Regions from separate parts of the Homo sapiens genome. Here region 1 is linked to region 2. The links are chromatin loops, found by intact Hi-C in ENCODE. Cell type or tissue: PC-3. All regions are shown on one strand.

Region 1 (2,500 bases), 80 kb after region 2:
TTGGTAGTAAACCAAGAATTCATATATTTATTTTCCTTTCGGTGGCTGAATTTACTATTCAAAAGCTTGTAACTTTAAAAGAAACATGCTTGCAACTGTTGTTTAGTATTACATCAGTTTTAGCTATGGTAACCCTTTTTATTAAGTCATGTTTTATATGTTGTGTATATTATTTTCCACTGTTTCCTGAATCTAACTTAGGAGGTTTCATTTTAAATTTCAGTTAGAAAGGAAATGTTGAAAACATTGTATGTCTAAGGAGTATTTGAGGACTAGCCTCTGTGTGGGACTTGATCATATCATCTTAGGCAGAAGAACGCAACAGAACCCCATACCTCAAGCCAGGAATTGCAACAGTTGTCCCAGATTCACTCTCACAGTCTCTCTCTCTCTCTGTCTCTCTCATTTTTTTCTCTCCCTATTTCATCAGAAGCACACACACAGGGCTTTGCAGGATATATATATTTTAATTAAAGCCTGTGTTTAGATTTTTCCACCACCTCTGAAAATAATTTGAGGCATCACTGGAAAAAAAAACAACTAGAAAAACTCAGATATTTCTATTTATAGCTCTGCCATGGACTCTCTGTGCCCTGTTGAATGAGTCCTTTGACCTAGCTTTTCCTGATGCCTTATCAGCAAAGTAGAGGTCATTATTCTATCATGTTTCTAACTTACTTCCTAGGGATACTGAGGATTCATTGAAATAAAACAACATGTAAATCCGATAGTTTATTGGATAAAGAAAACCTAAGAACAAAAAGGGTAGGCTTATTATGAAACTTGACGAGGCCATAAATATGATTTTAGGGCTACGTGATCTCCTTACTTTTCTCTTATTTACCTTTTTAATTCATTATAATATCAATAGGAAACTAATATCTAGATTTGTATGGCAAATCTAGATTAACTTATCAAAAGGCAACACACTAATATAAGCCTGTCTTTGCTTTTTCTGTGTTTGGTATGTGAATGTAAATATCTGTACTATAGAAAAAAGTTTAAAAGAGTATACATTAAAATGTTAACAAGCATTATTTCTAATATGTAAGTGATTTAAATTATCTTATTTTTTACCTGTATTTTATACAATGAACATGTATTATTTTAAAACTATTTTAAATCAACATTGCTTAATTGCTATCAGTTCAAAAATTCTATGCATTTCCTCCTAACACACTGTATTGTTATGGAAATTTAAAAAATAAAAATGCTTATTTTCAGAACGGGAGGACTGAATAAGAATTGTGAAATAAATTTTGCTAGTATCGTAGCACATCTCACCCTGATGCTTCTCTTTATAATATTATTTCCTTTGATTATTCTAAACTTTAAAATTCAAAACAATTTAAAAATGTGTTTTTCAGCTACAGGACCGCACTCAGTTCAGTGACCGAGACTTAGCCACCCTTAAGAAGTATTGGGACAATGGCATGACCAGCCTGGGCTCTGTTTGTAGAGAGAAAATTGAAGCTGTGGCAACTGAATTAAATGTTGACTGTGAAATAGTTCGGGTAAGACATTTTCTATAATTTTCATGCTATAGTTGCTGAATGGCATAAATGAAAGCTTTAAAATCTTACATGAGGTGCTCCAAGCAATGCTAGCAATAAAGTGAAAAGATAACCCACAGGATAGGAGATATTTTGAAATCATATATCTGATAAGGAATATGTATCAAAGGATGTAAAGAACACTTACAAGTCAATAATAAAATTGCAAATAACCCAATTTTAAAAATAGGCAAAGGAAATGAATAGATATTTGTTTTAAAAAGATATACATATTGCCAATATTTACCTGAAATTATGTTCAACATCATTAGTCATTATGGAAATGAAAATAAAAACCACAAGTTGCCATTTATCCACTGTAACAATATTAACATAAAAGGTATATAATAATGAGTTTTGGCCAGGATATGGAGAAATTGTAGCCCTGATACGTTGCTGGTAAGAATGTAAAATATTTTAGCAACTTTGACAACAGTCCTCAAAAAGTTTAACACAGAGTTATCATATGACCAAAAATTCCACTGCTGGAATGGATTTCAATCTACTCAAAAGAATAAAAAATGTATATCCAACTCAAAAAGTTGCACACTGATATTCATAACAGAGTTTTCCATAATATCCAAATGGAAACAACCCAAACATCCACCAAGTGAATGTATAGACAACATCTGGATATATGCATATAATGGACTATTATAGAGCCATATAAAGGAATGAAATATTCATATGTGCTATAAAACGGATGAACCTTAAAAACATTATGCTAAATGAAAGAAACCCATTGCAAAAGACCACATATTATATTATTTCATTTATATGAAGTGTCCTCATTAGGCACACTCTAGAGACAGAAAATAGGTTAGTGGTGCCAAGAGCTGAGGGAGGGGAGGGATGGGACCTGACTGTTAATATGCATGGGATTTATTTTTGGCATGATGAAAATGTTCTAGATTAGTTAGTGGTGACTGGTGCACAGCACTGTGAAT
Region 2 (2,500 bases):
ATTATTCACACCTTCTCATTAACCCCTAGCATTCCAGTTAATTGCTATTTTACTGTAATAGTATTTTATCTTGAGTAAAAATATTTTTTATTTTTCCTTAAAAGTATTATTTGGAGTTTATATCATGTTTAGCTTATTCCTTGCATTTTGGCATACTTGTAACTCAAAGTAAAATGGCAGGTCTGGTGGCCAGGAATAGTAACAGCTTACCTGAAGTTTGAATAACTGAGAATATTAATTTACTATTCACATTGATCATCACTCCTTGTCAATAGGCATAATACTATTTAGGTCATTACTGCTTATAATTTATGAAAAACATTAAATATTTTATTGAATGCCTTGTTCTCACTTCAATGACCTACTGAGACTGATTTGCCTTGTCAGTCTCTCAGGAGGTATCTGTTTGGAAGGGAAGGAAAGAGCAAGTGAGAAGTACACCCCAATTCTTGTGTGTCCTATGATAAAGCATAGTTAAGTCCAGACTAACCTGAACCACAGGTAACAGACTACTTTGTCTTTGTAAATGCTCCCTAAAATCCCATTAGAGTAGCATCTGTCTACCTGTGTAGCAATGCTGAGGTAATAAGGTGTTACTGGCCATTTGTCTTAGTGGTTTCTACCTAAAAAAGGACTACCATACAGTTGAATAGGATTTGTAGGAAGATTATTTCAATTTTGGGTGTGAGTACTTAGGTAAATGAGAATGTATTGAACTTGAATATATCCATAACTACCACAATACCCTGCCCCATTAGTAAAGGTCAACATATTTCACCATTTCTGGGAAATTATCAGAAAGTATTTGCTCAAGTATAAAATACTTGTATAATATGCAAGAAATATCTCCTCAAGATTGCAACATTGCTAAACTTTACTACCAAAACTAGACACTGGGACATAATTCAAAAAGAACAAATTTTATCAAACACATTTTTATCTAGAGAGGTTTGATGTATATATAATAATGATTAAAGGTTTACTTTTTCTTTTTCAGTCATACATTATTTATGCAAAGAGAATATTTCATTAAACAAATGGGCTTATTAAAATATACAATTCACCATTTTGCAAGAAAGAGTATAGGGCATAGTGAATAGACTTCTATTGAGGCCACTATTTGGAGAAACATTGTTTCAGTCATTTATACTGTAGGTCTAAGATTTGTATTAAGAAAACACATGTAGCAATAAATCCATTAGTCAGTGCTGAGTTTACAAAGTAAATAGAGGTAATGTGTTTAAGTAGTTTATAGTGCACATCATTCATTATGAAGTCATCTCTTGCTTTGTGGTAAAGCCCTATTTAAAATATGACTACAGTAGTCCTCCCTTATCTATGGTTTTCTTTTTCATGGTTACAGTAACTTGCAGTGCAGTACAATAAGATATTTCGAGAAAGGCCACATTCACATAACTTTTATTACAGTACTTTGTCATAACTGTTTTATTTTATTATTATGTTCATTTCTTAACTAATTTATAATTCAACTTTTTCATAAGCATGTATGTATAAGAATAAATGTAGTATATATAGAGTTCAGTACTCTCTGCAGTTTCAGACATCCACTGGGTGTCTCAGAGTATATTATCTGTGGATACGGGGGCCTACTCTATTCTATACTTCTTGTAACTTCTTCACTTCAAAAAGCATTGAATTTTTATTATAACAAATGTATTATCTATAGATTTTAAAACTTGCAACAGAGTCCCAACAATCGTAGGGCCCCCAACAATGCCTTAGAACCTTTCTTTTGAATTCCCAGAAGTCTGCCCCACTTTTCAATTTTTTTCACCAAAAAAGACCCCTTAAAATCTGTTGAGTTCAATAAGGAAACAACATTTTATACGTGGGGAATATGTTCTGAATGCAGATTTATCTTGAAATAGTGTGTGAAATCTTTGGTGTTGATCAACATTCCAAGTACTGTCAATAAATAGCTTACTGAGATTCCATTTATTGTTTTCACAGATTTCAGGAAACCTTACTGTGCCTTGGATTACAGGGTGTTCTAGAAAAAGAGCAGTAAGTAATCTTTCATTTAAAGCAGCAAATGGGTTTCCCCTTGTGCTGTTAGTAAAAATGCCATTGAGAAAATTGCCATATTTGTAAAGCTGGCAAAACTGAACCTTGATAGGACTACATTGTCTCAAAGGACATTTTTCAAGATCATAATATTTACATATACTGCAAATGTAATCTTAATTATAATGTAGTACTCAGCACACCATATAATCCATGGGCAGTTTTCTCAGTTTTAAAAGTGACTCCAAAATAATTCATAAAATATGATTTTTCTACATCTAATCAACCCAATTAATTTGATCAATTGAATTATAATTTATATAAAATATCTCAATCAGTACTGCATAATTTCATTTACTATTTTCTTTTAGTGCAAGTCAGTATTTAGAAATGATGAGTAATTAAGGTTTACCAATCTTATTTTGTGCTCTAGATTTCTGATACAACTGTTGTAATTTTTAAAATGTCAGTATAA

The links. Hi-C counts contacts between places; a loop is a spot of excess contacts. Peaks named below come from ENCODE experiments on the same cell type or tissue, not always from the same donor. Only the 100,000 strongest peaks of a DNase experiment are listed, where the experiment ranks them.
Region 1: a loop joins it to region 2, with 9 times the contacts of the local background. A loop is called at or near these places in 1 of 110 quality-filtered maps.

What each region holds. Positions count from the first base shown.
Region 1 is chrX:84,360,480-84,362,979 of GRCh38, reverse strand. HDX (highly divergent homeobox) reads left to right here. Exons shown (of 11, transcript NM_001177479.2): 6 at 1,368-1,514. Among named protein-coding and RNA genes, the nearest start is that of MIR548I4, 140 kb to the right of the region's middle. In PC-3, no CTCF peak of the experiment used is centred here; no DNase peak of the experiment used is centred here.
Region 2 is chrX:84,440,057-84,442,556 of GRCh38, reverse strand. HDX (highly divergent homeobox) reads left to right here. Exons shown (of 11, transcript NM_001177479.2): 5 at 1,972-2,025. Among named protein-coding and RNA genes, the nearest start is that of HDX, 61 kb to the left of the region's middle. In PC-3, no CTCF peak of the experiment used is centred here; a DNase peak (open chromatin) is centred at 1,236; H3K27ac peaks cover 1,704 bases.